Regions from separate parts of the Mus musculus genome. Here all the other regions are linked to region 2. The links are chromatin loops, found by intact Hi-C in ENCODE. Cell type or tissue: heart. All regions are shown on one strand. Links, peaks and the distances in the headings refer to the core of each region. The heading gives the core; the rest is flanking DNA. Region 1 has its middle 3.8 kb from the start of Tnrc18. Region 2 has its middle 26 kb from the start of Actb. Region 3 overlaps Tnrc18 (trinucleotide repeat containing 18).

What was found. Peaks named below come from ENCODE experiments on the same cell type or tissue, not always from the same donor. Only the 100,000 strongest peaks of a DNase experiment are listed, where the experiment ranks them.
Region 1: it touches region 2 in a loop (3-fold over the local background); 6 of 42 quality-filtered maps call a loop at or near these places.
Region 3: a loop joins it to region 2, with 2.8 times the contacts of the local background. A loop is called at or near these places in 8 of 42 quality-filtered maps.

Annotation. Positions count from the first base shown.
Region 1 is chr5:142,817,815-142,825,054 of GRCm38, reverse strand. It overlaps a transcript of Tnrc18 not described here. Among named protein-coding and RNA genes, the nearest start is that of Tnrc18, 3.8 kb to the right of the region's middle. In heart, for the core only: a CTCF peak has its summit at 3,404; DNase peaks (open chromatin) are centred at 1,524, 1,664, 3,314, 4,664 and 4 weaker places; H3K4me3 peaks cover 5,000 bases; H3K27ac peaks cover 5,000 bases.
Region 2 is chr5:142,928,769-142,936,008 of GRCm38, reverse strand. No RefSeq gene overlaps it. Among named protein-coding and RNA genes, the nearest start is that of Actb, 26 kb to the right of the region's middle. In heart, for the core only: CTCF peaks have their summits at 1,006 (motif pointing right) and 3,485 (motif pointing right); DNase peaks (open chromatin) are centred at 3,508 and 4,568; H3K4me3 peaks cover 504 bases; H3K27ac peaks cover 2,196 bases.
Region 3 is chr5:142,767,789-142,775,028 of GRCm38, reverse strand. It overlaps Tnrc18 (trinucleotide repeat containing 18), which reads left to right. Exons shown (of 28, transcript NM_001122730.3): 9 at 984-1,410; 10 at 2,726-3,724. Among named protein-coding and RNA genes, the nearest start is that of Gm31365, 41 kb to the left of the region's middle. In heart, for the core only: no CTCF peak of the experiment used is centred there; a DNase peak (open chromatin) is centred at 3,613; H3K4me3 peaks cover 398 bases; H3K27ac peaks cover 2,147 bases.

The DNA.
Region 1 (7,240 bases), core at 1,030-6,029, 110 kb after region 2:
ATGGGAAGAGATTGACAGGGGAGTGGGCGCCGACTGGGGAGGAGATGGGAGGGGGCTTTCAAAGCTGTAGCCATGGGAAATGTTTTTCTTTCCTGCTTGAAAGAAAATGCATGCTAATGAAAGATAAAAAGGAGAAAAAAAGGAGGGGGAGTGAGGTGGGGAGAGAGAGAGAGAGAGAGAGAGAGAGAGAGAGAGAGAGAGAGCTGGAAATGTACTGGCTCAGGAGATATGGTCAGAGTCACCCCCCCATCTCTTTCTTGACTGGGGGGGGGAGAGTGACCTTACTTAGATTGCCCCCACTTCCTTGGGTCTTAGGGGCCTTCTTGATGAGTGTGTCTCTGCCTGGCAAAGACACTAGACACAGCAGCCTACCAGCAAGAGAGAGGCTGTGGAATTGAGAGATGGTATGTGTGATTGATTATCCAGGTGTTTGGACCTCCAAATTAATCTGCCCTGGGGTCCTGGGCGGTATGGAGAGCTGCACCCGCCTTTATAACCACGCCCATCCCTACCCACTAGAGAATCTCGGTTTTTTTCTGGTTAAAAAAAATATGTTTCACACACACACACACACACACACACACACACACACACACACACACACATTTAAAAAGCTCTCATCTGCTGTGTGTATATGGAGCATGTCTGCAAGGCCATTCTCTTCTGACTACCCGGCTTCCCAGGCTGGCCCTCAGATCATCAGTCTTGGTGGCAAGAGCCTTTATCTACTGAGCCATCTTGCTGGCCCCGTTTATTGATTTTTTTGAGAGGGAGAGAGGCTGATTGACTGAACTGCAGGCCTCCCTCGGTTTGTTAGACAGCACAGGATGACCTTGAACTCGTGTTCCGCCGACTTCCACCTCCCAGGCTCTGGAGGATAGCTATATACCATCACAAATAACTAGAAAATAAATGAAAACTAGAGTTTTACTTATTTTCCTCCTTATGGAACAAGGTTTCACTATGAAGCCTTGGCTGGCCTGGGAAGCCTTTGGAGCGCCGCGCTTGTAAGTCTGAACCACGGCCACCCTCAAGGCTCCAATGGCCTGGGGTCGAGATAGAGCTGAGGCCTAGAGTTGGATGGAGCTCTTGACTACCTTGTGTGGTGTGTGAGTGGCTGGATTCCATTTACAGCAGCAGAAGTGGGGAAAAAGGTCCAAAGAGAGCCCAAACTCCCAGCCTAAGCGACTTCCTTGGTGTGTGGCTGTGACCTCCGCCATCTCCATGAATCCTTTTAGGACAGTATCACAAATCACGGAGCTCTGCGGTGGCTTCCCCGAGCAACATAGAAAAAGCTGGGAGGGCTCAGCTACAAGGGGTGGGACAGCCCCAATTTGGTAGCGGCCAGCCCAGATTTGGAGGCACCACGTGGGTGAGGGAGGCGGGAGGCCAGGAGCTGCCTCTGGGCGCCAGGCATGCTGTGGAATTTGAGCCATTGCTCCCTAGCATGCACGGGCCTGCCAGGCAGCCCCGCAAAGGCCCAAACAAAGCTGGGAGCCAGAAGGAAGGGGGAAGGGAAGGAACTTCTGAGACCAGGCAGCCCCCTCCTGGGGCACCAAGTCCCCACCTAGGTGCAGTGCCCCTCCCCAAACACACGTGCTGCCAAGCCCTCCATTAGTCACCCCGGCACTCACACACAGAAATCCGATTAGTCACACCCCGCACAAACTGGCTGCGGAACACACCCGGTCACACCCAGACAAAGACCAGAGGTCCCCAAAGAGGCCTCGTTTGTCCATCGGGGGTTTGTTCCCCATTCCCCAGGGACTAGCTTGGCGTTTGCGGGGGTGGGAGTGGGCAGCGCAGCCTGGGGTACACAGGCCTTTTCCGCAGCAGCAACCCCCCTATTACCGGACACTCTCCTCCTTAAATAACCACAGTACCCCTGACCTCTTTCCAAACTCCTCACGGGGGCACACACACTATAATGTACACGCACCAGTGTCCTTGGCCACCTCCTCTTCTGTTTCTCTAGGGGTGTGTGTGTGTGGAGGGGGGGGTGGGTTGGCACTGGCCCCCTCCCCCACGCCAGTTCTGGGACGGGTCTAGCAGGAAAACATCCCCCCCAAGGTCACCGCAGCTCTAAAGCGGCTGCCGAGGAGCTGATTTATTTGCGGTTTCTTTGCAGTAACGCTATCGCTCTGATTCCGGGGAGGGAGGGAAAAAAAATAGGAAGAAGAAAGAAAAAGAAAAATGCTTGCGGTGGAGTTTAACCTTGGATGAAACTGGCAAAGCTTTGTTGTTTTTCCGAGGCGCTTCGTTGGGGCCTTGCAGGGACTGCTAGCCCGGGAATGTGGATCTACAGCCTCTTGCTGCTCGGCTACTACGCGGGTCAGTGCTCACATTTCTCTGCGCCGGGCCCAAAGCCCTCGGCTCCTCTAAAAGTGCTTTTGAGACATCGTTGGGAATCTAAGAGCTCCGTGGGTGAGAGCAAGGTTTCCATATCCCTGCACCTCGCATCTGACACACAGAGAAGCAACCGAGAGGGTAAATGCTTGCCCCCCCCCCCCCCCCCGTGCAGCTGTCCCCACCCTGAGCCCCATGCACTCACAGGGACCAGCATAATCGTCTGTTGCCTGCCCCTTTGGCAAAGAAAATTCTTGTAGCATGAGACGTTAGAAACCGCAAATACACTCCCTTGGGTAGTTCGCCCTCCCTCCCACCCCCCTTAGGTTTAACAGTCACGCTATGGCCGCCATCGCCAGATGACCAATGCCTGCTTTCTGGATGGTTCGGTTCTGAGAATCAAGGCGCGTGGTGGGCTCGGGAAAACCGGACCCAAAGGAGGCGTTTCGGGGTGTCCTTGGCAAGGAGGCAAGGGAAGGTCCTGTCTCCAAATACCATGCCTGTAGCCACTTTGATCGGTTCTTGTATGCTCCCTCCCCCAAAGTAGATCTCTTGTAAAGGGCCTGAGATTAATACGGGGTCTAGAGGTCCTCCTTCTTGGCATAAATGACCTCACAGCCACCCCAGCCTCATTGAACTATACTAAAGAAAGTGCCTGGGCCCAGACCCCGTACCCCAGCTGCCGGTGATCTGTGAGGCCCGATACTCCCGATGCTGGCACTGTGTGGGTGAGGCAGTTCCCTCTCTTTGGCGAATGGGGAAGCTCCTGGCTGGCTTCCCTGCGTGGTCTCGGGGTCCTCAGGCCATGACCAAGGAGAGAAGAGTGCCTGGCCCTGCCTCGGGGAGGAGGGCCAGAGTGCAGATTTATGACCCTAGCCGCTCCCTGCGCACCAAATGCATCTCAAGCCAGACAGTGGAATGTAAGACCCGACCCGGGCCGGAGGAGGAGGCCAGGGTCGGAGGCGGGGCTGAGAGGAGCAGAAATCCGAAGTGGCCTGGTGCCACCGCCCCTGGGCTGCGAGTTGCCCGCTGGGGACCGAGGTGGTGTGCAAGGCTCTGGCACCACATCCTTGATTTTGTTGGCGGGTGTGGGCTACCCTTGGCTGGATGAACTCCAGGATACCCAGCTGCTGATGGGCCAGCCGCAGCGAGAGACTGCGAGCGTGGCTGGGCCCGGCATGGCCTCTCCGGGTTTTAGTGGCGCCCCGGCCAGGAGCTCCGGGGCAGCCGGATTTAGGATCTACGGAAACAACCGCCTTACACTCTATGGTGGCATCGCCGGAGGCACAAACTGGCTTTCTCTTAGCGTCCCGGTCACTTAGTCTCCAGTGGAGTTCCACTCCCTGGGAGAGCTGGTTCACGGCAACCGATAGAGAAGGTCACCTGAATGAAAACTAGCTTTTCTTTTTTTTTCTTTTTGTATTCCCCACCCTCCTGCGCCCTGTTCCCCTGATGGAGGGGCATGGTGGAAACCTGTCCACACGGCTAACAACCTCCGGATTGTAGAAGATGAGGGTTCAAGCTTTCGTGGGGCAGAAGTGAGGGGAGCGCGGGGTTCCCTGGAGCCGGACAAAGGCGCACCGCAGGGAAGGCAGCCGCACTCAAGGTTGGCCTGTCCTCTGGTTTTACAACAAAGAGCTTTGAGTTTTGTCCGCGGGGACTCGTCCAGAGCTTCCAGACCTGGACCGGGTATCTGGAAGAATACACCAAAAGCCTCAGGAGTGTCCGGGGACAACCATGCCGGACCAGGCAGGCCAACCCGGTGGGTTGCCCGGGAATTGCGTCCTTGGACTTCGCGGAGGTCCCCCACGATTTTCTCTCCAGTCAGTACAACACACACACACACACACACACACACACACACACACACACTGCGTCAACAGAATTTTTCTGGCCACGGATCCCACCGGGTAAACAAGCGTGGGGGATGGGACGCGGAAGATGGCGCTTGGACTCTTGGTCCCTGCGGTTGTCTCCAGCTCAGTTTCAGGACGAATATACAGGGCTTTTGTAGATAAAGTGTGGCCCAGCCCGGCTTGGAGGTTATTTCCCCAGACCTGGAGACTCTCTGAAGTGGTGGTGTAGTGTAGCCTCTGCTTCTCTAGAAATGTCCCCACGCCCCAACATGGCTCCCGACCACTGTTAAATGTGGGGGACACAGGGACAAGGAGACCTGGCCTGTGCACCGCACGTTGTACTTGGCAGCCTTGAGAGTTGCAGGGGTTTGCTCAGTGTTCCCCTCCCGGGGGCCAGGGATCGGGGCCACCGTTCCCCAGGTTCAGCGCACCCGGTGGCCTGAGGGCCGAGTGGCAGGTCGAGAGGGGACTGGGGAGCCGAGCCGTACATTCCAGAGGGGAGCGGGTCGAGTTCCGCCCCAACCTCAGCCCTAATGAAACTCTGGGTCGGTCGGTATGCCACGCCGACGGGGCGCACACTTGAAAAATGCAAACGCCATCGGCAAATCCGGGGCAAATTGGAATAATTTTTTATTAGCAGCTAAATGATTTATGGCACACATACCCCGCCGTCACAATTACGGCGTCTTGGAGCATCCAGGGGTGAAAACATTAAACATTTATAAAAACAGGCCTTTGTTTTTTTCCAACCCCGCAAGCCTTTTGCACAATCCCCCCACCCCACTCCGACTCTCTCAAGATACATATTTTTTCTTGAGCTGTATTAAAATAAGAAAAACATTCTGGATCCCGGGAGGGATGAGGGGGTTGGGGGGAGACCAGGGCCTGCGCTCTGAATATTGGAGGGCGTTGGGGGGTGGGGGAAAGCGAGCGACTGAGGCGTGGGAGGGTTTAACTAGGAACCCACAAAGGCCTCTGGATAAGACTCAAGGGCACTAGGCGCCCCCCACCCCCTCAGCCCGTTTCTCTCTTGTTTCCAGAAGCCCTCGCAGCTTAACAGCATTTATTTTATTTCTTGCAATCAACTCCCCCCCTCCCCTAAGGCACACAGACACAATACCTCCTTTCTCTAACCCCCCTCTCTCCGTCTTTGCTCCTGCCGGTCCCCGGGCAGCACCGGTCGCCTCCGGTCGCCCCTGGCTGCCACTGAGACCCCGTCGCCCAGCTCCGAGCGCGCGGACACCGCCGCTCAGTTCCCCTCAGCTCCGGCTATTTTCGTTCTTTTCTCTCCCTCTCCCTCTCTCTTCTCCCTCCTCTCTCCTCCCCCCACCGAGCTCCAGCTTCTAAAAGAGGGCAGCCTAGAAACCAGCCCAGAAAGCTCCAGGAAGGGCAACTTGAAACTGCTCTCAAGAGGCTGAATTTTTTCCCCCCTTCAAATTTATCCTGGAATTAAATTAGACACCCCCAGCTCTCTCTCGAATCTTCCCTCTTTTTTTTTCCTTCTAAAAGTGGAGGAAAGAAAAATAGAACGGATGAGCACTAACTAGCTCATTAAAAAAAAACTCTCAAAAATTGCCTTAAAAATGGATTTTCTTAAAAAAAAAATAGCAGCAGCAGGAAAACGCTGAGTCCGCAGAGCAGGGCGAAAGAGCGGGCTTCTTTTGTTTTAATTAAAACCCTATAGTTGCTCTCGAGGTAGGATCTGCAAGGCTCTCTGTCTTTCCAAGCTTCCTTTCCAGGGTAGGTAATGCCTAGCTGGGCTCGGGCTCCGAGAGGGTGCAGGGGATCTCCCCACCCTTTAGAACGGGTCCCTTCGGCAAGGATCACACTCCCTGGGTCCCCAGTCAGGTAGACTGCCGTCGGCGGCTCCCTGCCACTTAACTTCGAAAGTTTTTTTTTTTTTTTTTTTTTTTTTTTTGCTGAAAGAGCAAAATAAAAGTACAAAGTCTGGGGGATTAGTGCTCCCCTCCCCCTCTGGCCGCCGTGGCCAGCCAAGCACTTTTGGGCTTGGCTTGCTTCCTCTGAGCTCAACAGATTTTTTTTTTTCCCTTTCCCGGTCTCGCCCTCCCTGGAGGGGGCGCGGCGGATGGAAGGCGAGAGAGGCCCCCAGCCAAGAGGTTTTTAATATTACACCTTAATAGGTTTCAGAAGGCCCCGTGGAGAAATGCTAATAGGGCTGAAATGTCAGAACCGAGAGGGATTCAGCTCGCGTTCCGCCGATCTAATCCTTTTTTCTGCTCTGGTTTTTCTTGGCGGGGAAAGGGGGAAGGAGGGGCGCCCACGCCAAAAGGGGCTTTGGGGAGGGGCGCGCGGTGCGCACTCGGCCGCAGAGCCCCACAGCCCGGGTTTCTATAGGAACCTTTTATAAGATGCAACTCACCGCTGCCGACCGCCGCGGCCTGTCCAAAATATTAATCAGTAAAGCCTTCTGACACCGCGTTTCAGGGAGGGGACCCGCAGGCAGGGGCAAAAGGAAAAAAAAAAGGCCTTGTCGCCTGCCTGCCCACCCCACCCGACCGCGACTGCTAGGGGGAAAGGGAATGAATCGCTGCTTTATTTTAAAAGGCGAGAGTGAGCGAGCAAGCGAGAGAGAAGCAGGCCTTGTTATTTTTCGTCTGAACCTCGCTCTTTGGAGTGGCACCCTAGAGAGGGAGCGCCGGGCGCGGGCGCAATGAGCAGCTCGCCGGTTCCCGGCTCTTCCCGGCTAGCTTGTCACCTCCTCCCGAAGAAGGAAGCTGACAGGAGGCCTTGCAATGCCCGGGATTGCGGCGACAACCATCTTCCTCTATTTTGATCACTCAGCCCAGACGCAGGAGGAGGGGCTGGGATGTGGGGGGAGGGAGAAGGAGAAAGAAGGGGGGGGTCTGCTGGAGCTGGTGTGGGGGAGGGCTGCCTAGAAACGGCTCGGAAAAATTCTCACCACCAGTTTTGATCATTCAGCCCCGCCGTGGGGAGCCTGGAAACTGCTGGAGCCCCGAGGTCCGTAATTGGTTTTATAGGAATGGCTGAGGGCCAAGGTGTTTACATGCGCGTGATGG
Region 2 (7,240 bases), core at 819-5,818:
AACTCAAAAGTGCCCGTGTGTGGAGTAATGTTAGTGGGCAGCTGTGTGTCCAGATCCATGCAACTGGGTAGCAGCATAGGGACTTGTTAGATCCAGAGTAAAATGTCCCTAATGGCCTGCTCAGAGCTATTGGCTCCCAGCTTCAGATCCGCTAGTCTCCTCTGGGCCACAGGATGCAACGATAAACTACATCTCCCAGAATCCCTGGCGGCCAGCTTCCTGTTAGGGTTTGCCAATAGGAGGCACCAGAGCTCAACCGGCCTGTGGTGGACCTTCCTATGGGTCACCTAGGAGAAACCCTTCACAGAAGCACGCTTTGAAACACAACTTAATAATAATGCCGGGCATGGTGGCACAGACCTTTAATCCCAGTACTGTGGGAGACAGAGGCAGGCAAATCTCTGTGAGTTCAAGGCCAGCCTGGTCTACATATCAAGTTCCATACCAGCCTGGGCTACATTTTAAGAACCTATCTCAGAACAAACAGCGCAGACAGGATAGTCATGCCTGAAGGAGCTGGTGCACATCTGTCATCCCAGCACTTGAGAAGAAGAGGCAGGAGGATGAAAAGTGCGAGCCCAGCCTCAGCTACATAGCAAGCTCCAGGGTAGCCTGGCCTATGTGAGAATCTGTCTCAAAAATGCAAAATGACTAAATAAGAAATAAAAAAAAATAAGCCAGGCATGGTGGCACAGCATTAGGAAGGCAGGGGCAGGAAGAGCTCTGTGAGTTAGAGACCAACCTGAGAGACCTTGTCTTATAAATCAACCAATCAATCAATCAATCAATCAATAAAAGGGCAGAGTTAAACAGTAGCCAGGTGTGGGGTGCACATAGAATTTCAGCACCTGAAAGGCAGAGACAGGCGGGAACTCTGATGAGTTCAAGGGGCCTGTTCCACATGGAGAGTTTCAGGGAAGCCAAGGCTATGCAGTTAGACCGTGTTTTTTGTTTTTTGTTTTTGTTTTTGTTTTTTTAAGATTTATTTATTTTGTGTATGAATACACTGTAGCTATTTTCAGACAGACCAGAAGAGGGCATCAGACCCCATTAGAGATGGTTGTGAGTCAACATGTGGTTGCTGGGAATTGAATTCAGGACCTTTGGAAGAGCAGTCAGTGCTCTTAACCACTGAGCCATCTCTCCAGTGGACCCTGTTTGTTTGTTTTTTGTTTGTTTATTTGTTTGTTTGTTTGTTTGTTTCGAGACTGGGTTTCTCTGTATAGCTCTGGCTGTCCTGGAACTCACTTTGTAGACCAGGCTGGCCTGGAACTCAGAAATCCGCCTGCCTCTGCCTCCAGAGTGCTGGGATTAAAGGCATGCACCACCACGCCAGGCAGACCCTGTATTGTTTGTTTGTTTGTTTGTTTGTTTGTTTTGTTTTTGCTTTTTGAGACAGTTTCTCTGTAGCTCTGGCTGTCCTGGAACTCACTCTATCAACCAGGCTGGCCTTGGCCTCGAACTCAGAGATGTGCCTGCCTTTGCCTCCCAAACACTGGGATTAAAGGCATGCACCACCACTGCCAGAAGATTCCTTCCTTTTCTTATTAAAAAAAATTTTTTTTAAATATTTATTTACTCATTTATTATATGTAAGTACACTGTAGCTGTCTTCAGACACTCCAGAAGATGGCATCAGATTTCATTGTGAATGGTTGTGAGCCACCATGTGGTTGCTGGGATTTGAACTCAGGACCTTTGGAAGAGCAGTCGGCGCTCTTAACCACTGAGCCATCTCACCAGCCCCTAAAAAATTTTTTAATTAATTTTTTATGGGATTCCGGCATGTGAGAACCACTGGGTCTGATTTTTAAAAAAGATGTATTTATTTATTTATTTTACATATATGAGTGTTCTATCTGCATGTATACCTGAGTGTCAGAAGAGGGCATCAGATCCCATTACAGGTGGTTGTAAGCACCTTGTGGTTGCTGGGAATTGAACTCAGAACCTCTGGAAGAGCAGCCAGTGCTCTTAACCACTGAGCCATGTCTCCAACCCCCAGGGAGATTTCTTTTTTTCTTTTTTTTTTTTTTTTTTCAAAGTAGCTACTCAGGCATTTAAGCTCTTTTTTTTTTTTTAAGATTTATTTATTGATTATATGTAAGTACACTGTAGCTGTCTTCAGACATACCAGAAGAGGGAGTCAGATCTCGTTAGGGATGGTTGAGCCACCATGTGGTTGCTGGGATTTGAACTCTGGACCTTCGGAAGAGCAGTCGGGTGCTCTTACCCACTGAGCCATCTCACCAGCCCAAATTTCTTTTTTGTTGTTGGTTTTTCTGAGACAGGGTTTCTCTGTGTAGCCCTGGTTGTCCTGGAACTCACTCTGTAGCCCAGGCTGGCCTTGAACTTGGACATCTGCCTACCTCTGCCTCCCACGTGCTGGGATTAAAGCTGTGCTCCACCACTGCCAGGTCCAGGGAGATTTATTTTTAGTTATCTGTGCTGGTTTCAGTTCATGCAGGAAAGTGCAGATGCCCACAGAAGCCAGAATGTCAGTTCCCCTGAGTTGGGAGTTATATGGGTCCTGTGGGTGGAGTTATATGGGTCCTGTGGGTGGAGTTATATGGGTCCTGTGGGGTGCTGGGAACTGAACTTGCAAGGCAGCAGTGCATGTTCTTAGCCACTGAGCCATCTCTCTAGCCCTTATTTATTTGTTTGTTTGTTTGTTTGTTTGTTTGTTTGTTTATTCATAGGCAGGGTCTGGCCATGTAGCCCAGGCTGGCCTACAACTCCCACTCTTCCTGCCTCTGCTTCCAGAGTGCTAAGATACAGGAATAGGCCACCACACCTTGATAGGAATACTTTCTACAAAACTGTCTGTGCTGAACATATTGACATTTGTTCTTACCCCTAAGCATAAGCATATAACACTCTACATATCGTTTTCATCCTATGCGTATTCCAAGTCAGTTACAAATGCTGGGTTTTTTTTTTCTTGTTTTTAAGTGGTTCCCCTGCGTGCCCAGACACTTTTGCAGAGGCCAGAGGAGGACTTGCAGGTCTCAGTTGTCCCCTTTCATTAAGTGCATGCCACGGATTAAACTAGGTCACCAGACTTGGCAGGCTTGGCATTTCCACCCGATGAGCCACCTTGCCAGCCCACGCTTTTTGCTTTGGTTTGTTTTTCCCCAAGATAGAAATGATCTGTGTGATCGATCCTGGCTGTCCTGGGACTCACTCTGTAGACCAGGCTGGCCTTGAACTCAGAGACCCCAGCTTCTGCCTCCTGAGTGCTGGGATTAAAGGCGTGCACCACCACTGCCCAGCTCTATGTTTTATTAAGAAGGATTCAGTCTATCCTGGACTTACTATGTAGCCCAGGCTGGCCTGTAAATCAGTGATCCTCATCTCCTGTCTTTCCAAGTGCTGGGATTACAATGGTGAGCCACCAAGCCTGGTCCTTGATGCCAGTAGCTGAGATGTCAGCCCTCACCAGTGTACCTTGGGGATATGGAGGACTAGAACAAGAAATAAGGTTTTGCCACTAAGTGGCGCCAGAGAGAGGTCTCTGGCCTGCTGGTCTCGCCCTGACTGGACCTCTCCAGTTTTTGTACCTACTCTGCCTGATCCCTCACACTACCTCCCCTTTCCTTTCTGCTCCTACCAGACAGAGCCGCAGCTGCCCCACTCAACCTCCTCTTGAGCACCCCACCCCCATCACTTTTAGTGCATTCTGGCCAAGTTGTTTAAACCTTGGGGAAGACTCGAGAGGCTGGAGAAATAGATAGCTCGGTGGTTAACAGCCTTGGCTACTCTTCCAGGGGACGGGAGTTTAATTCTCAGAACCCACACGGTGCTCACAAGTTCATGTAACTGCGGTTCCAGGAGAGCTAGTGCCCTTTTCTGACTCTCAAAGGCACCAGGCAAACACCTGGTGCTCAGATATACATGCAAGCAAGCATCTGTATACGTGTGAAAATAAAAATGAAAATTTAGGAAGGAAGAAAGAAAAAGAAACTGTGAGGGGTCATGGGGAGTTTCCCCTGGAGGATTTGGGTAGGGCATCAGACACATGCACAAGAGGACCCGTAGGATCAATTTCTTTCTTTTTGTTTTGTTCATTCGTTTTCAAGACAGATTCTCAGTGTGAAGCTCTGGCTATCCTGGAATTTGTGAGATCAGGCTACCCTTGATCTCACAAAGGTCTGCCTGCCCTGCCTCCTGAGCATTGGAGTGGGCGTGTCCACTCCATGTGGCAGACAACTTTAATCCCAGCATTTGGGATTTGGGGGGTAAAGGCAGCGACAGGCAGAGAGCTCCAGGCTAGCCTGGGATACACAGTGAGACCCTGTCTCAATTTTTATTCACACACGTGCAGATCAGAGAAACTCTGGGAGACTGCTTCTCTTCCACCATGGGTTCCGGCCACTGAACTTAGTTTGGTCTTCAGGCTTGCACCACAAACGCTACCTAAGCCATCTTGTTGGCCCTGGCCTGGAACTTTCTGGCCTCTGGCCTTAGCCACCTGAGTCCTGGAATCCCAGGCATGAGCCACCAGGCCAGTCCTCTTTGCCCTCTGTCACTGCAGCCCTTTCATCAGCCTACGCTATCCTCTCTACCTCAGGGGTTCCGTGAGCTCTGCACCTGCCCCGAGACGTCCTCACTGTCCAAACAGGCGGCTGAGGTTCCGGACACCTAGAACTGGAGTCTATGTGACCTGCCCAACTGGGTCCTGCTAAGTGTGCTGGCCTTGAGCCTTACCTGGAGTGACCCCAGGCTAAGGGACAGGACAGGACAGGACAGGACAGGACAGGACAGGACAGGACTAGAGTCTGAGCTTTGGGACTGGCTGGCCCCATTCCTTAGAAACATAAGCCTTTACAGCTAGCCATGAACTAGCCACAGTGAGCGGATCCCTCCCACCTTAGTCTTCCCATCTCCCAGAGAGGCTGAGACAAAGGACGCTCAATACAGCAGACTCCTTTGTTGAGCACCTACTGTGTACGTGGGACTCATGCCTCAGCCTGTGTGTCATAGTTTCATAACAACCCCTAGTTCGGGGGACGGGGGTGGGGGGGTGGGGGGTGTTTCAACCTGTGGGCCACATATCAGATCTTTATATGTTACAATTTGTAACAGTAGCAAAACTACAGTTATGAAGTAGCAACCAAATAACTTTATGGTTGGGGGGTCACCACCACATGAGGGACTACATTAAAAGGTCACAGCGTTAGGAAGGTTGAGAACCACTGCTCTAGAGAGATTAGTGTCTTATAGCCTAGAAGAAACAGGGGAAGAGGTAGCTCACTCAGTTCGGGACAGCCATTTTGTCTCTTTGTTTCTAGAAAGTATCTTTTCTTGAGGCAAGGTCTCATTGTTGCCTTGGCTGGCTTGGAACTTGGTATGATGGGCTTTGAACTCTTGATCCTCCTGCCCCTCTGCCTCCCTAGTGCTAAGATTATAGACCTGCATTGCCCGCCACACCAGGTAAGACATTTCCAATCTATGGAAAAGTACAGATCTGAAGGAATACAAGCATGGTGCCCACAGACCAACTGTTTCTTCCCCAGCTAAAAGCACTGACAGCATTCAATTCCCAGCATCCCCATGGTGGCTCACAACTGTCTGTAGCTCCAGCTCGAGTGCCTTCTTCTGGCCTCGAAGGCACCGTCTGCACCTGGTACACAGACACTCATATAGACAAAAACACCCATGCCCATTAAAAATTAATATTTTTTTTTAAAAGATTTATTTATTTATTATATGTAAAGTACACTGTAGCTGTCTTCAGACACTCCAGAAGAGGGTGTCAGATCTCGTTACAGATGGTTGTGAGCCACCATGTGGTTGCTGGGATTTGAACTCTGGACCTTTGGAAGAGCAGTCGGGTACTCTTACCAACTGAGCCATCTCACCAGCCCGAATATTTTTTTTAAAAATCCAAAAATCCAAACAGGTCAGTGCCTACCTGGATACAGAACAGGTTCGGGCCAGCCTGGGCAACATATTGAAATCCTGTCTCAATATAAATGGTTAAGAAAATAATAAAATAAGTCATGCATTATGGGGCAGAGCTTTAATTCCAGTACTCGGGAGGCAGAGGCAGCCAGAGGCCTGCCTGGTTTATGTGGCTCTTGGAAGGTGGAGACTGCAGAATGACTTCAAGGCCCAGCTGTATACTGTTTATGCCAGCGCTCCAGAAGCAGGTAGATTTCTGAGTTTGAAGCCAGCCTGGTTTACAGAGTGAGTTCTAAACCAGCCAAAGCTACATAGTGAAACCCCGTCTCAAAAAAAAAAAAAAAAAAAAAACAAGAAAGAAAGGGTTCAAGGCCAGCCTGACGACCTACACAAGATCTTATTTCAAAGAAATACAGTCTAGAACATTCAGAGGGGGAGCACTGGGCTAGCACGGATGAGGTACTTGCTCCAACACCAACAAACAATGCTCTCCTAACCTCTTTATCCAAGCTCCCTCCCAGCTCCAGGGTAACAGCTGTGCCTTCTGGAAGCCCTTCATGCATTCCTAAGCCCAAAGTAATGGCTTACTCTTGAGATTCCAGCACTCCGAGGCTAAGGCAGGCTAGCCTGGGCTATCTGAGATTCCCTGCCTTCACCCAACCCCCACCCCATCCCCACTTTCTCAAACACAAGCCCGGGTGTGTGCCCGCGGACCCTTAGCGGTCCCCTCTGCAGGGCGCCGGCACCGCGGATCCCCTTAGGGGAATCGGAGCCATTTCGAAAGGCAGGACCACACCTCACATCCCCTGCGGGCTTCGCTCTCGAAACGGGAAGTCGGCGGAGGAAGTCGCGCGGGCAGCCGCCGGCCGCCGCCGCATGACTAAGTTTGGCGCGACTTGCGCTCCTTGCCTTTTATGGACGACTCGTGGGCAGCGGCCGCGGGCGGGGATCAGAGGGAGGGGACACCCCAGCCCCCCAACCCTGCCAAACCCCAGTTCCCACTACAAACCCAGCTGTGCACCGCTCTCCCCATCTGCAGGCCAGGCCCCTCCCTCCTTGAAGTACAGAAATGGAAACTGAGGCTCTGAGCTTAGATGGAGAGCGGCTCAGGGTCCTGCATAGTACTTGAGGCCAAAGGACAGCCAAGGGCCCCAGCTCTCCAGCCCCTTGGCCTGGTTGGATGACTGACATTCCCAAGGCGGGTGGGGAGGGAGGCAGGACAGAGCTTCTTTAGAGAATTGAACCTAGGGCCTAGAACATTCCACCAGGCTGTAGCCACAGCCTTGCTTTTTCTTTTCTTCTTTTTTAAAAATTGTATTTATGGGGGACTTTTGGG
Region 3 (7,240 bases), core at 1,434-6,433, 160 kb after region 2:
AAGAGTTGACCTGTGGGGCTGGTGAGATGGCTCAGCGCTCAAGAGCACTGACTGCTCTTCTGGAGGTCATGAGTTCAAATCCCAGCAACCACATGGTGACTCACAACCATCTGTAATGAGAAACATAAAAAAATCTGTGGGCCGGAGTGAGCCGGGCCAGAGTGAGCTGGGCCAGAGTGAGCTGGGCCAGAGTGAGCCGGGCCAGAGTGAGCCGGGCCAGAGTGAGCTGGGTGGGGGACAAGAGGGAGAATGGAAGTGGAGTAGGGGGAGTTGACCTGTGGATTAGAGATGTTTGTACTGGGAACACCCAAGGGGTCTCAGAGGGTCCTCTCTGTCTTTGGATAGTTACTTCCATGGTCTAGAAGGTTCTGCTTCCAGGAAGTAAGGGTACTAGTAGTTAGTTACTCAGTCCTTAGGTCCAGGGGGCCACGGGAGTGGCAAGTGTGCGGAGTGGTCTTGTGTTTTGGGTAGTAGCTGCTGGGGGCCCTGTAAGTACTGCTTACCCTAGAGCTAGGTTTCTCATGTTGCTGTCAAATAAATGCCCCAGTGATTTCCTGTTCCCCACTGAGGTGCTTGCATGATGAGACTTAGTACTGAGTAGGTACTAAGCGCTAAGTGCCAGGGTATGGGTTCTCCCATTATTGTTAATTGCTTTTACTGTGAGGGGCCCAGCTGGGCCAGGGTCCTGATGGAAATCTCTGCCTGCATGGTGTCAAGGAGTTTTAGGCCATGGTTCCTCCTCGTACCACCCAGGACTCCGTGGGTTCTATAGAACCTGCTCTCCGGGTTCTGTAGAACATCACGTTTATTACATGCGCACCATGGTAGAATTCTGTGGTGGATTGATTACCTTGGGGAGGGGAGGGCTGGGTGGCCTGGACCTCGGATCTCGCCTGATATTTTCTGGAGTGGAAAGCACCAGGGACTGGGCAGGCGATGGTTCCCGCCATGCCGACCCCACCCATTCTCCCGTTCCTCAGCAGGAGCGGTTGAAAGCACAAGAGCATCGAACGGAGATGGAGGAGAAGATTAGCAAGAGGAGCCTGGAGACCACGGGCAAGGCCGGCCTGAGTGCCGCAGGCCCTGGGCTCCTGCCTCGAAAGTCTGCCGGCCTGGCCAACGGCCCGGCAGGCAGCCACGGCAAGGCCGTGAGCCCACCCCCGTCTCCCCGAGCCTCCCCCGTGACCTCTCTGAAGGCCAAGGTCATCCAGAAGGTGGAAGATGTGTCTAAGCCTCCAGCCTATACCTACCCCGCCACACCTAGCTCGCACCCCAGCAGCCCACCACCTGCCTCCCCACCTCCTACCCCTGGGCTCACCCGAAAGGAAGAGGCTCCCGAGAACGTGGTGGAGAAGAAAGACCTGGAGTTGGAGAAGGAGACGCCCAGTCCGTTCCAGGCCCTGTTCACAGGTGGGAATGTAGGACAACGGCTGCCTTGCCCTGGGACACTGCGTTTCCGAGTGTTTATTGGCTTGGTTTCCCCTTCAGCTTGTCTGTTCATATGCTCGTTCATTCATTCATTTGCTGGCTCACTCATTTATCCACTGGATCCATTCATTCATTCATTCATTCATTCACTCAGTCCTTTTTGCTGAGTACTCTGTAGAGCCCACTGCCCAACTCTGAAATGAATGCAACTGAGATTTCTTCTTGGTCCCTTGTAAGTGGAGTGCAGGAGACATAGGCCTGATAGTATCCCTGCAGGATGCTCAGGGCACAGCAAAAAGCCAGACCTGGGAACTCCGTATGTAGTCACCCTGGGAACATCAGCGGTTCCCATCTGGGCAGCCTCCTTGACCCTCACACATGTTGTTCCAGCGCCTGGTAGTCATCAGGACTAGCCGCAGGTGGCTTTTGGGTATATGTCTGCATTTCTGGGGACCATAAAGACTGTGAAGTTGTATTTGGGAGGATTTGGGTTCAGTGCCGTGTTGCACGGGGACTGGCCTGCTCTGGAGCCCTTTGGTGTGATGCTATGCTAAGGGTTGACGCATGCCTGGCCTGGAGCATACGCCGGCACACGTGTGCTCCGTTCCCTAGGCTCCTCCTGCTGGGCACTGCCCAGGTGTGTGTCAGGCTTAAAGCTGCCTCGGTCATTCCAGCCGGCCCTGACACTGAGGCTTAAACTGTATTACTGTGAAGGATTTTGCTCTGTTGTGTTTTGAGACAGTGTCTCCCTATGTAGCCTAGGCTGGCCTTGAACTCACAGTGCTGGAATTAAAGGCATGTGCTGCCATGAGAGTTTTGAACACATGCCTTATTGGTGTGAGATACAGCCTGGGCTGACTGACAGATCTTCATAGAGCTTGTTTAAGCTTCTGGTTCAGTTTTTTTTTTTTTAAAGATTTATTTATTATTATGCATAAGTACTCTAGCTTATTTACTTCAGACACACCAGAAGAGGGTGTCAGATCTCATTAGGGGTGGTTGTGAGTCACCATGTGGGAATTGAACTCAGGACCTTTGGAAGAGCAGTCAGTGCCCTTAACCACTGAGCCATCTCACCAGCCCCCTTCTGGTCCAGTCTTGATTCATCTTCATGAGGACAAGAAGGTGGCTGCAGACTTTGCTCTCAAGGCTCAGTCGGACATGTAGAAGGGTCCTGGGTTATTTCAGAGGGCAGTGGAGGTGAGGCAGGGGACCACTGCTCCCTACCCTGCAGCTTGTCTAGCAGGGAACAGAGCCTTGGGGAGCCTCCTTCACTGACATCTTCTGTCCTTGACAGATATTCCTCCCAGGTATCCATTCCAAGCCCTGCCGCCGCACTACGGGCGACCCTACCCCTTCCTGCTGCAACCCGCTGCGGCCTCTGATGCCGATGGCCTCGCCCCAGATGTGCCACTCCCAGCTGATGGGCCCGAGCGCCTGGCACTGTCTCCTGAAGATAAGCCCATCTGCCTGTCACCCTCCAAGATCCCAGAGCCACCTCGGGACAGCCCAGAGGAGGAGCAGCTGGCTGACCGGGAGGTGAAGGCTGAAGTTGAGGATATCGAAGAGGGCCCCACAGAACTGCCTCCCCTTGAGTCACCATTGGCCCTGCCCGTCCCAGAGACCATGGTGGCCGTGAGCCCCGCAGGTGGCTGTGGAGGTAGTCCTCTCGAGGCCCAGGCGTTGAGCACAGCAGGTCCGGGCTGCCGGGAGCCCTCTGAAGTTTCAGACTTTGCACAGGTTGCCGAGCCGCAGATAGAACTACCGAGTAAGACAGAGCACCGCATGACTGCCCTGGAGTTGGGGACACAGCTGACACCCGAGCCACTGGTAGAGACTAAGGAAGAGCCGGTGGAGGTGCCCCTGGATGTGCCGATGGAGGAGCCCACCACAGAGGCAGGGCCTGAGGACAGTCTGCCCCAGCCATCTTTGACTGAGCCTCAGCCCAGCCTTGAGCTCTCAGACTGTGATTTGCCTGTCCCAGAGGGCCAGTGTCTCAACCTGGAGGCCCAGGAGGCTGTGCCTGCTCCTGCCAGTACCTGTTATCTGGAAGAGACCCACTCCGAATCCCTCCTGCCTGGCCTGGATGACCCACTGGCCGGCATGAATGCACTGGCAGCTGCAGCCGAGCTGCCCCAAGCCAGGCCTCTGCCCTCCTTGGGTCCTGGAGTCCCAGCCGGGGAGAAGCTGGATACAGCCCCCAGCCTCGTCCTGGAACACAGCTTTCTGCAGGGCATCACCCTCTTGAGTGAGATAGCTGAGCTGGAGCTGGACCGGAGGGGCCAGGAGGCTGCAGGTAAGCATTGGGCTGAAGGCTTCCAAGACTCTTATTCAGTGGTGGGGGTGCATGCCTTTAATCTCAGCATTCCTGAACTATGACTTGCTTGTTCCAGAGCTCAGTGTCTGAACCTGGAGGCCCAGGCCTATCTCTGTGGTTCTAGTAAGGCCAACTTGGTCTACGCTACCCAGATCTTCAGAGTAGATTTACACATTTAGGTTGTTTTTTGTTTTTTGTTTTTTGTTTTTTTTTCTTAAAAACTTCAAAGATTGCCAGAATATGTTTTATTCACAGATTTTTTGTTTTGTTTTGTTCTGTTTTTGCTTTTAATTATAAAATAAGGCTTGGTGGCATAGGCCACCCATCCATCCCAGCTACATGGGAGCCTGAGGCAGGAGGATTGTGAGTTTAAGGCCAGTTGGATTAGAGAATAGAAGGCCAGCCAAGGCAACTAATCAAGACCCTGTTCTCACCATAAAAAGTAAAAAGAGGGCTGAGGTGTGGCTCAGTGGTAGAGCACCTGCCTAGAATCCCCCAGTGAGGGGCTGGGGTGTGGCTCAGTGGTAGAGCACCTGTCTAGCCAAGAGGGTCTTGGTATCATCCCCAGAAGTGCAAATTAAATAAGTAAATAAATAGTCCCCTTTCTGGTTCAAGTGTCAGTTGGGATAGTAGAGTGCTTGCTTTAGCCATTGACCATGGGTTCCATGTCCAGTATTGAAGTGGAGCTAGGAGCTGTGAGAAACGTGTATAACCAGAGGTTCCATTGTGATGGACTTAAGCCCCCAGGCCCACCCCCTCCCCCCTGTGTCTTATGAAAGCAAGAGTTTTGAGCAGGTGGGTGGGATGTTGGCAGCAAGAGGGGTGACTCTGTGGGTAAAAAGGCACCTATCTTGAGCCCTGGAACTTATGTAGTAGCAGAGGAAAACTGATTCGCAAAAGATGTTCTCTGAATTCCACATGTGTGCTGCGGCTATGTTAGATCCTCTGCAATTCCCCCAACCCACCCATCCCCCCAAAAAAGAGAATTTAAATGCTCTTGGAACCGAAGTTGAGCAATCAGGACCTAACATTAAGTAGAGTCTGGGTACTTAAGTCGTCTTGAGTCTTTTTCTCCTGTGATTATCCGGTTGGTTCTTCCTTTTTCTGCCTCTGTCTCCTGTTCTACTTTTCTCTGTTGACCTCGTTTTTTGCCAGGCTCGTTCTCCTCACTGGGGCTTCCAGGAGTTCCTCCCATGCCTTCTGGCCTGCTCAGCTGGGCTGAGTCTGTATCTTTCCCAGAAATTCTAGGAAGAACTCTGAGACACCTCATCCTGGGCCCACTGGGGTTCATGCTTTTTAGTACAAAAAGCCTGGGGAGTCGGCACCAAGGGTAACGCCCTGTTGCGTGAGTGTGAAGATCCCTAGAACCCATCTGAAGCTAGCTAGGCGTGCATGCCTCTGAAATTCCTTGGTTGCTCCAACAGAATTGGAGGCAGAAGGAGAAGCATTCCAGGAATTCAGTGGCCTTTGAGCCTGTTGTCTACACAAGAACAAGACATACTTTCTCAGATAAGGAGGGAGACTGACACCTGACTTGTGTGTTCTGTAGGGGTGGGGCCACTCACCTATGAATGCACACATGCACACACAAACGCACACACATGTGTGCATGCACTCACATGCATGCACCTGCACACATGTACACACACACACAGAGGAAGTCCTTTTGTTTGGGGAGCAGGGACTGCTTTCATGCACCTCTACACTGGACCCCTGTTGCTTTTTTGAGGAATCTCTCCCAATTCTACTAGTGACAAACCCCCAAATCAAAGGCCAGCCATGAGCAACATCTGGACCCATCTCTCAGTCACCCCCTAGTAGTGACAGCCACAAGCTGATGTGTGTGCCTGGGCCCCTTTGACTAGAGAGTTTCTTTCATTCTTTTTATTATTTTTTATTTTAAAGACAGATATGAAGCCCAGGCTGGTCTAGGAGTTAGAGCAATTCCCCTGCCTCGTCTTCCTGAGTGCTGGGATTGTAAATATGCTGTAGACCTATCCAGTCATTTTTCTTCTGTTTGTAGATGCCTGACCTTTGCCTGTCTTTGTTTTTAGACTTTGACTCCCTCTGGAAGGTTCGTTCTCGTTCTCTCTCTCTTTCTCTCTCTCTCTGTCTCTCTCTCTCTCTCTCTCTCTCTCTCTCTCTCTCAAGTTAGGGCCTGCCCTAATAATCTCTACCCTCTGTAGAAACCATTGTACATAGGCCACACCCCCTTGCGCCTGGTTGGTCGGAATGTCGCATACCTGCCGTGCTGGTATTTAGCAGGCTGCAGCAGGAGGCTCTCAAGATGACTAGGATTCACATCCAATTTGCTAAGTTAGGGGTCTGGCTTGGAATGTGTCTTCTGGTGCGCTTTGGACCAACCAGGCTGGCTGTGTGAAGGGAGAAGGAGCAGGCAAACAGCCGTCCCCTTCTGTAATTTGGCTTCCACCATCCTCTGCCCCCATGGGGATGCTGAAGCCATAGGGGTGGGGCAGAACAGGCTGGCCCACTTCAGTCTGATGTGCTAGGAACCTGGTGGGTTCACTGCTGCATGGAGTTCATTTATTTTACAAATAAAACCTGGGCTGGAGAGATGGCTTAGCTCACAAGCCAACATACAAGCATAAAGCCCTCCCGCTGGGTGGCACAGGGCTGTCATTGCAGCTGTGAGAGCCAGTCTGAAGAACTGTTGTAAAGCAAGAAGGTCTGAAGCTGTAGCTCAGGGTACAGTGGGTGCCACACAGAGCCCTGGTTCCATCTCTTGTTCTGTATAAGCCAGGTGTGGTGGGATAGCCTGTCACCCGGCAGAACCCAGAGTGTCTGGGGCTCAAAGTCACTCTCTTGTGTCCAGGCTAGCCTTGACACATGAGGTGCTGTCTTAAAAACAAAAAAGAAATGGAGACATCTTTAGGAGTCCAAGGCCAGCCTGGTCTACCTAAGTGAGTCCCAGGTCAGCCAGAGTAAAACAAAATAAACAAAACAAAATAAAAATTCAATGATTATATAAATAAAAATAAAAAATAAAACCCCAAACCACTGATTTTTCAATGAGCGAGGAGGAGGTTTTTTTTTTTTTCTTCTTTTCTTTTTTGTCACCTCTGTTGGCAGCAGTAATTCTGGTTGTAACCGGTTCAGGAAGACACTGTTGCCATCTAGTGGGGAGAGTCAGGGAGGCTTCAGTGATTGATGGAGCTTGTACAGGACAGTCCCCAGCAGAGTCCATCCCGCATTAGGAACAGGGCTGCGGAGCCTGATTATTGTTAAGGGCTGGGATTACTCACGCTCACCCTCTAGGCCTTCAGACACGGGGGGAGGTTTGCATTTTTTTCCTCAAGCACGCAAAACTGGTTAACTTTGAGACTGGAAAAAAATATCAGTTCGAAAATGCAAAGTGAACCAACGAGACAGCTCAGTGAGGGAGGTGCTTGCTGCTAAGCCTGAAGATCTGGGTTCGATTCTCTATAACTCAGGATGCAAGTAGAGAACCAATTCCTGGAAGTTGTTCTTTGACCT